2 separate regions of the Homo sapiens genome follow, and region 1 is linked to region 2. A link is an interaction called in ENCODE POLR2A ChIA-PET data of the cell type or tissue named here. Cell type or tissue: OCI-LY7. All regions are shown on one strand. Region 1 overlaps NTNG1 (netrin G1). Region 2 overlaps NTNG1 (netrin G1).

Evidence for each region. ChIA-PET counts read pairs that join two places held together with the same protein. Peaks named below come from ENCODE experiments on the same cell type or tissue, not always from the same donor. Only the 100,000 strongest peaks of a DNase experiment are listed, where the experiment ranks them.
Region 1: POLR2A ChIA-PET joins it to region 2 with 23 read pairs; 2 of 35 experiments call an interaction of 5 or more read pairs at or near these places.

What each region holds. Positions count from the first base shown.
Region 1 is chr1:107,352,290-107,357,289 of GRCh38, forward strand. The region is part of intron 3 of NTNG1 (netrin G1); the gene reads left to right. Among named protein-coding and RNA genes, the nearest start is that of NTNG1, 210 kb to the left of the region's middle. In OCI-LY7, no CTCF peak of the experiment used is centred here; a DNase peak (open chromatin) is centred at 2,622; H3K4me3 peaks cover 674 bases; H3K27ac peaks cover 2,187 bases.
Region 2 is chr1:107,275,241-107,280,240 of GRCh38, forward strand. The region is part of intron 2 of NTNG1 (netrin G1); the gene reads left to right. Among named protein-coding and RNA genes, the nearest start is that of NTNG1, 140 kb to the left of the region's middle. In OCI-LY7, CTCF peaks have their summits at 1,885 (motif pointing right) and 2,092; a DNase peak (open chromatin) is centred at 1,931.

The DNA of each region.
Region 1 (5,000 bases), 77 kb after region 2:
CTTCATGAGGGCTTTGCTTCTGCAGCAGGCTTCTGCCTGGACATTCAGGCTTTTCCATATATCCTCTGAAATCTAGGCTTTTCCTGGTGACAGGTGCAAGCTGTTGGTGTATCTACAATTATGGTCTCTGGAAGACAATGGCCCTCTTCTGACAGACCCACTAGACAATGCTCAAATGGGGACTCTGAGTGGAGGCTCCAGCCCCACATTTCCCCTCTGTGATAAGGCAAGTCCCTTCCACCTATGAGTCTGTAAAATCAAAAACAAGTTAGTTACCTCCAAGGTACAATTGGGTAAACATTCTCCTTCCAAAAGGGAGAAATCAGCCAAAAGAAAGGGGCTACAGGCCCCCTGCAAGTCCAAAACCCAACATAGTAGTCATTAAATCTTAAAGCTTCAAAATAAGCTTTAAGGTGTGGATCAGCTTAAAGGCGGGCAGCTCACGAGGTCAGGAGTTCTTACACACTCTCTTTGTAATATGCCTGTTCCTGCTCTGCATTTTTAAATAAGTTCTGTGCACCTGCAGGCTTAACACCACATGGAAACCACCAAGGCTTATGGTTTGCACCCTCTGGAGCAGTGGTCCTAGCTGTAGGTGGGCCCCTTTGAGCCACAACTGGAGCTGGAGCAGCCAGCATGTGAGGAACAGTGGGCCAAGGCTGTGCAAGGTGGTGGGGCACTGGGCCTGGCCCAGGAAACCATTTTTTCCTCCTAGGTTTTTGGGCCTCAGATGAGGGGGCCTGCCATGAAAGTCTCTGAAATGCCTTCAAGGCTGTTCCCCCATTGTCTTGGATATTAACATTTGCATAAGTAAATTAACATTTTTCTTATGCAAATTTCTGTAGCCTGCTTGATCCTCTCCTAAAAATGGGCTTTTCTTTTCTACCACATGGCCAGGCTGCAAAGTTTCCATACTTTTACACTCTGCTTCCCTTTCAAATATGTGTTCCAGTTTCAAGCCATTTCTTTGCCCACACATATCAGCCAAAACTGTTAGAAACAGCCATGTCAAATTTTGAATGCTTTGCTGCTTAGAAATTTATTTTGCCAGATACCCTAAATCTTCATTCTCAAGTTCAAAGTTCCACAGATCCCTAGGGCAGGGCACAACGCAGTCAACATTTTTGCTAACACATAACAAAGGTGACCTTTACTCCTGTTCCCAATGACTTCCTAATTTCCATCCGAGACCTCCTCAGCCTAGACTTCATTGTCCATATCACTATTCACATTTTTGTCACAACAGCTTAGCAAATCTAGAAAGTTTGGAAGTTCCAAACTTTCCCTCATCTTCCTGTCTTCTTCTGAGCACTCCACACTCCTCCAGCCTCTGCCAGTTACCCAATTCCAAAGCTGCTTCCACATTTTCAGATATTTTTATGGCAATGCCCCACTCCTGAATACCAATTTTTGTGTTAGTTTATTCTTGCACTGCTACAAAGAAATACCTGAAACTGGGTACTTCATAAAGAAAAGAGATTTAACTGGCTTATGTTTCCACAGGCTGTACAGGAAGCATGGTAGCATCTGCTTCTGGGGAGGCCTCAGGTTGCTTTTACTCATGGCAGAAGGCAAAACAGAGCAGATGTCTTACATGGAAAGAGCAGTACCAATGGGTAGAGAGGTGCCATGCACTTTTAAACAACCAGATCTTATGAGAAGTCACTCACTATCATGAAACCAACACCAAGGGGAAATCAACCCCAATGATCCAATCACCTCCCACAAGGCACCACCTCCAACACTGGGGATTACAATTTGACATGAGATTTTGGTGGAGACACAGACCCAAACCATGTCAATGACCCTGAAGTGAGATCCAGTTTATTTTTTTCTACTTGGATAACTGATTGTTCCAGCACCATTTATTGAATAGTTGTAGAGATATAGAATTAAATTGGCCAGGCATGGTGGCTCATGCCTGTAATCCCAGCACTTTGGGAGGCTGAAGCGGGCAGATCATGAGGTCAAGAGTTCAAGACCAGCCTGGCCAATATGGTGACACCCTGTCTCTACTAAAAATACAAAAATTAGCCGAGCGTGGTGGCAGGCACCTGTAGTCCTAGCTACTCAGGAGGCAGAGGCAGAAGAATCGCTTGAACCCGGGAGGTGGAGCCTGCAGTGAGCCACGATTGTGCCACTGCACTCCAGCCTGGACGACAAACTGAGACTCCATCTCAAAAAAAAAAAAAAAAAAAAAAAAGAATTAAATCACCCCAAGTATTATGATATTAATTAAACCATTAAACACCAGTCAGTATGGGTGGAAACCTGTAGCGCTCAGCTGCATCCATGGGTAAAACCCTATGCTCAGCTACATGGGGATCATCAAAATGCCACTTGCATTCATTTCTGCTGAAGCTCAATAAGTTGCATGACAGGGACCCTCTCCCATCCCCTTTTGGTCCTCACCAATACAGTCTTTCAAAACTTAGTCTACCCCTAGCATCACTGAAAATTCCCACTTGTGGCCTGCACGCTTCCTCATCCGCTTCCACTGGACACTCTCAGAGAGCCCTTTTGTGGGTGTGCTCTGTCTCTCATCCAGGGAATGCCTATTGCCTGAGTGAGTAATAAACACTTCAGTTTTTTATGATAGCAAACTTTAGTGTGATGGGTTTGACATTATATACCTTAAAAGACAAGGGAGCAGTGTGCCCAGCTGTTAGTATCCTAAAAATAATTCACCCTTTCCTGTTGATAAGCAATGCTACTTCTGTCTTATATTGAGTTTCTCTCTACATGAAACTCTTATCATTGAATTTTTCATTTTAGTGAACAGATATTTTATTTCTAGAATTGTGTTTGGTTAGTTTTCTTTTTTTCTTTTAAACCTTCCTGATCATTTTTGATAGTCTCTGATTCCTCACTTGTGCTTTTAATTTTCTCTTTATTTCTTAAGGCTATCAAACATGGTTATTTTGATCTGATTGTTCAACTTTTCAAAGTCTTTACAGGTCTAGTCTTTTTTTTTTTAACTTTTTTATTGTTTTTTTTAATTGACATCATTCTTTTTACTTTTTCCACTGATTCTCACATAAGGCAGTAGTTTTCTGCTAGCTTTGTGAGTTTTTTTAATTCTTAGCTTATAATTGATGGTAATTTATCTTTCCCAATTCTTTAAATAATAAAGCAAATTTATGTTTTCTTCTTTACGTTACTTAGGGGTAATGGGGACTGGATCTATTTAAAGTTATAATTCACAGATTGCAGTCTTAAGGAACATACCAATAGAGTATATTCAAACTTCAGAGCACATAGTGTAGTAATCAGAAACCGAGATATTTGTTCATTTTTAACCACTACTTAGAGCCAAGCCCAAACAAATAAGTTTCCTTGCCAATTGTCTCAACAACATTTACAGGAAGTGTGGATGTCTCTATGAAATGTGCATATATAAACAGACACACACTAATTTGCCCTTTCTCATGAGGCCTTAACCTTTCTTGGGTTTCCTTCTTTATTTAGGGTTATCTTTGATGCAATGGCATCAGGTCTTTTCACAATACAAGTCCAACCACCGCCACCCTCAAACTCTAGGCCACAGAGATTCGGTAATCCATGGCTTCAGTAATGCTCTGGTTTTATTGTTTATTTCTGACCTCAGTGGATTTTTCTACATTGTTTTACACAGTCTCAAAAGTGTTCATAAATTATTGTGTCCTAAAAAGATTTTTGTGTATTCCAGACCACCGTCGTGGCAGAAACAAAAGTCTTCATATTTTGGGCTGTTTTACCTTCATGAAAATGTATTCACTATGAAAGGGATTTAGTCTGTTCTTCTCACCTTTGTCACCTCAGTGCCTGGAAAGTGTCTCCATCCTGGTTATACTTAGGGTTGTATCCAGTGATTATGCACATCTGGCATAAGGCCTCACATAGACATATTTTAAAAGCTCTTTAAGAAATTTTAATCCGATGCTAAGATTAAAATGATATTGACCTAGAACATACCTGGTAGAAAGTATATTCTCAAAAATATTTATTGAATGAATGAATAAATTTATTTATTTGTTTATTTAGAGACAGAGTCTTGCTCTGTCACCCAGCCTGGAGTGCAGTGGCACAATCTCAGCTGACTGCAACCTCCACCTCCCAGGTTCAAGTGATTGTTGTGCCTCAGCCTCCCGAGTAGCTGCAATTACAGGCGCCCACCACCACACCTGGCTAATTTTTGTATTCTTAGTAGAGACAGGGTTTTTCCACATTGGCCAGGCTGGTGTCGAACTCCTGGCCTCAAGTGATCTGCTTGCTTCGGCCTCCCAAAGTGCTGGGATTACAGGTGTGAGCCACCATGCCAGCCAGTCCTGTTGAATGAATTAACCAATTTATAAGAATGATTTTTTTTTAAGGAAGAATTTGGCTATTTTCTGAAGGGAGTCAAGTCATTAGAAGAAACGTATTGTATCCTTTGGGTATAGGAATTAAAGACCAATCTGGTGGTGGCTCATGCCTGTAATCCCAACACTTTGGGAGGCCAAGGCTGGTAGATCACTTGAGTTCAGGAGTTTGAGACCAACCTGGACAACATGGCAAAACACTGTCTCTAAAAAATATATAAAAGTTAGCCGGGCATGTTGGCGCATACCTGTAATCCTAGCTACTCGGGAGGTTGAGGCATGAGGATCTCCTGAACCCAGGAGGTGGAGGTTGCAGCAAGTGGGGATCATGCCACTGCACTCCAGCCTGGGCAACAAGGTGAGACTCTGTCTCAAAAATAAAAGACCAATCTGATGATGGGGAGAATTTTAACAAGTCTGTCTCCATCTGGGCCTAATCAGCAGTGCCTAACCAGACAACACAAATCACCAAATATAATTTTTAAATGCATTCACTGCTAGGCCCCACCCCAGTCAGAATTGGCCCTGACAATTGTGTCCATGGATTCTTTCCCTAGGTTACAGAGGACTAACTTATGCCCTATAGTATATGAGAGTACTATTTGAAAGAAATTATTTTCTGCTGACCTGATCCTCATTGAGCCATGATCTCAATTAAAA
Region 2 (5,000 bases):
GTGGCAGATGCCTATAACCTCAGCTACTCGGGAGGCTGAGGCAGGAGAATGGCGTGAATCCGGGAGGTGGAGGTTGTAGTGAGCCAAGATCGCACCACTGCACTCCAGCCTAGGTGACAGCGAGACTCCGTCTCAAAAAAAATAAATAAATAAAAATAAATAAATAAATATAGAGATTTATTATGAGGAATTGGCTCATACAATTACAGAGGCTGACAAGTCCCAAGATCTGCAGTTGGCAAGCTGTAGACCCAGGAGAGGCAATGTGTAGCTCCAGTCTGAGTCCAAAGAGCTGAGAACCAGGAGAGCTGATGGTGTAGTTCCAGTCCAAAGACCAGCAGGCTCAAGATCCAAGAAACAATGATGTTTCAATTAGAGTCCAAAGGCAGGGAAAAAAACCCATGTCCCAGCTTAAAGGCAGCCAGACAGGATGAGTTCTTTACTCAAGGAAGGGTCAGCCTTTATGTTCTATTCACTAACTGGATGGAGCCCACCCACATTAGGGAGAGAAATCTGCTTTACTCAGTTTACCAATTCAAATGGTAATCTTACAAAAATACCCTCACAGACACACTCAGATTAATGTTTGAGCAAATGTCTCTGCACTCTGCATCCCATTCAAGGTGACATATAAAATTAACCATCACACCTTCATCATTCCACCCAAAACCAATGGGCTCTAGTAAAAGAGAAGAAGGGCTTCTCTCTTATTTTCCTGAGAATGCCACAACACTTAGTACAGAGCTGGAATGCAGAAGGTGCTAAACTTAAATGTGTTAGCCTCCTGAATATGTTCTGGACAAAATATGCTATAAATCAATTTTATCTAGTTTTGTTTTATTCTTTGATATCTTGAGTATATATATTTGATGCTTCCTATGTACATCACAGGTAGGGATCAGACCTTTTTGCCTTACAGCTTCTGTTCTGAATCTGATTCCTTACTAAGGAGACTCTATTAAATACTTGTTGATTACAGTCTTTTTTGTGTGAGGAGGAAAATAGTACATGCAGACATTTATTTACTAGACTTCAGTATTAGCAGTCAATCATTATCTCTTCATAGCAACATTGTCTCACTTTTCAGGTCTACCATGCTCCCAAAAGTCACTGTCAGCTCTGACCATACCTGCTGTTCACCACTGCTCACATATCCCACATACTTGCCTCCCCTCCTGCCTTTGCTTATGCCATACCTTCTGATTGGAAGCTTTTCTTCCTGCATTCTTAACATGGAGAATGCCTACTCGAATTTCAAGGCTCACATCACTGAATCTTCACCTTCAGCCTTTCTCATGTGGAAGAATCCATTGTGTCTTCAAGCAAGTTCCCATAACACTGGGTATCTACTTCTGCTAGAGTTTATTCAAGGAGTATTGCCTTCCTTGCCAGTCAGTGAAATTATAGGGGTCAAAGACGAGGTCATATTCAATCTCTGTATCTTAAGCACCTAGTACTCTACCTGACACACAGTAAGTCGTCACTAATTGTTCGATGAATAAACTAATGTGTACAATAAGATTATTAACAATGATATTCATGCCTAGTATTCCCTGGCCTCCTTCCAGGCCATTTAAATTTTCTTCTTTTTTTTTTTTGTCTTATTGAAGAGATGGGATAAACAGTCATTCTTAAAATTTTATCTTTGATGGTGAATAGAGGTCCTCCAAGAAACAGCTACTGTAACAGGATTAGATATGAAAGAGATTTATTGGGGAGAACTGCTGTGAGGAAAAAAGAAGAGGAAGCTGGGGGAGGCTGGGAAATTTGTCAGATCACCATGCAGGTTTAATCCTTGTGAAGGAGAGAGGGAAGGAATGAAGGTTAGATATGAAAAAGTGTTACACTGTGGTGCAGTTTTAAGAATGTTTCAAACAGCCAATCGGGAATCTTCCAAAGATCGCCCACCAGAGGGAGCTTTGTATCTCTCAGGAAGTGGCTGCGTTAATATCCTTGCTGAACTCAGTTGTTCGCTGGGAGCAACCCTTAGCAGTATGGACTTCCTAGTCAAACTCAGAGATGGATTTCAGAGCCCAGAAGCCAGGGCCCTTGGTCAGTTACAATCCTTGCAGTTAGATTTCAGAGCCCACATTTTCATGGTGACCACAGTGGCTTGAAACCCTTGAGGCAGTAGGGAATGTCCTTTATTCCCTCTACAGTCTTGCATCTAAACATATTTTAAATACAAAAAGCTCTCTTTAAATAATGAAACTATAGAAAGTGCATGGAAACCTTAAAACCATTTGAAATTATTTAGAATCCTAGGTAAGCTTCAATTGTTAGCTAATTCTGACATGATAGAGAAAAATAAAATACTTAAGTGAACAAAATTAAAACACTACAGGAAACTGTGGGCACAAATATGTTTCAAAGAAAAATCAAAGGTATCTTTTTGGCTTGGAAGTTTCTAATGAGTAGATGTTCTACTAAGGTCATAGTTTTTTGGATCTTACAGTTTAAATTCGAATGGCTTCCTCAGAAGAATCACATTTGACAAATTGTTGATGCTGCATATCTTGTGAGAAAGAACATGTAAGTCTGTTGTATAGAATAGAGCATATCTAATTTATAGGAGTTTTAAATGACAAGCCTTTTCTAAATTCCAAAAGGCTTTAAAAATTTGCATTCCTATAAATAAACCAGTCTTTCTTAGAAGCAACCTTAACTCTAATAAATAAATAAAACCCAATCGTTATTTCATATAACATTTTTCATGCCAGAAAGAAATGATTCAAGATAATATATGGCATAACTTATAGAAGGCAGTGCTATTAAAAACACGTGATTGGTTTCCCTGCTCAATCCCACTCTAGTTCCCAGCCCCTGCATTTGTCCATGAGCTCACTACTTCTCTCTGGATATTTTCTCATGGGCTTCATCTTGTTGAAAAAGGCCTTTGCATTTCCTCCCCACCCATAGTAATCCATTACTTCCTTGAAGATACCTTGAATTGGGAAGGACTACTCTTTTCCAAGAAGTATTTCCTAAAGAACTATTCTCTCAATTATCTCTTAGAGACTACAAAAGTAATATGAAGTATTGTCATTAAGTATTTGCATTCCTTTAGCACCTATATAAGTATACTCTACACTCTACTAGGTACTCTCTTACATGTTGTCTTTTCCTTAAGATCTTGTCTCACGTATTAAATAGAAAAGACTTCAGGGAAATAGATGATTCTTTTATTCCTTTAGTATTCATAAGCATGTAGTAGATCCAAAACAGAGGCTTTTATTTTGTGTTTATTACTTTTTAAAAATCAGACTAAGTGCTTATGATAAGAAAACCCAGGAATTGAAGGTCTTTTATTCATTGAATTTCACTGCCTAGAGGCAGTCTCTTTTAGGCTTTTCTGTTTTTGTTCTTATGGTGAATTTATCTCCATAACCTCTCTTTCAATGAGGAAGTTTTAGACAATATGTACTGATTCCCCACTATGAAATATGAGGATCTAATAATGGGTGCAGCATTATTTTCACCAGTTTATCTCCTTTTTTCATTGTTTGATGATTGTTGTATTAATTTGTCTTCTGTTGATTATTTTCGTAACTTAAAAAAAAGATTTTCTTGATGTCTTGTTCCATCAACATCAGTGAGCACTTAAATTCTCAACATGAGAATTTTAATGACCCTAAACTTTCTTCTACTTTCCCTTCTCCCATTCCACTGATCATCTCAGTTATTCTTATTTTTATGTTGTTAGGATTCTTAATAGTTACATTTTGTGCTATAACCATAACCAGGGTTTCATGTTTGATCCATAGGTTGATTCTAAAAGTTAAAATTCAAGTAGACTGGGGTTACTATGACTACATTGATGTTGGTCATGGATGAAATGAGTAATAGGATTACATTTCCTTCTCTATAGAACTATGGTCTTGACCCTTCAGTCACTCAGAGAGTATTTCCAGCACCAAAATTAAGTAGATTATTTAAAATGACCTCAAATTGCTTAAAATAATGTCACATTATTTTTTGGCTCATATCTACCTCATATTAATCTCTATACTTTTTTGTACAGTTTTTTCTTTTCCTCCTTGTTTTGTTATTGACAATGGAATGTATGTTTATCATAGTCTAAAGTTCTTCATCTTCTCAATTACAAAATTGGTTGTATATTGTCACCATTTTTCCTGTTTTCTTCCCTCTTGAATTCATGTTGGAGCAAAATTATTTAACAACTAGCGTGACATCATCACTGACCAATCAAGGCAGAAGTCATTTTTAAACAGCCAACTGGGCATTCCTGTGTGTACACACTAACAGCTCTGCCTAAGCCAGCAGCACAGATGCCACACTAGGTTTCTACCTTTCTGTTCCTGTAGAATGGCCTAATTATTTCTTGACTCTCCTTACTTCTGTTTTCTCCTTCATCTTTCTAGAATACATCTTTAGCTTCCTCCAAAGAAAAATGTGGAAAATTAACTTTAAAAGAGTGAAAAGTCTTTTACCTTCATTCTGCATTGATGACTTGGCTTGGAATATAATTCTGGGTAGAAAACAGTATTTCCTTGGCATTTTTAAAGCATTACTCCATTGGCTTTTATTTTTCATTTTTAATATTTTTAAAGGTGGGGTCTCTCTCTGTTGCCCAGGCTCGAGTGCAGGGGTGTGAACATAACACATTGCAGCCTCAAACTCTTAGCCTCAAGCAGTCCTCCCACCATGGGTTGCAGTCCTACCTGTAGCTGGGACTAGAGGTGCACACCACCATGTTTGGCTTTCAATGGCTTTTGGCCTCCAGTGTTGCTGATGGAAAAGTCTGATGACTTCTGAATTCCTGTTCCTTTGTTGGTGTGTGTGTGTGTGTGTGTGTGTGTGTGTGTGTTTTACTCTAAACCTTCTTGGATCATTTTTTTGGATTTAACTTTTTAATTTATATCTCCTAAAGATGTATGATGTGTTTCGGTGCTAACCTTTTTTTTTTTTTTTTCCCTCACTGTTTTGGTTATTCTATAGGGCCTCTCAATCTGAAGGTTAATTTACTTCTTTAGCTGTGG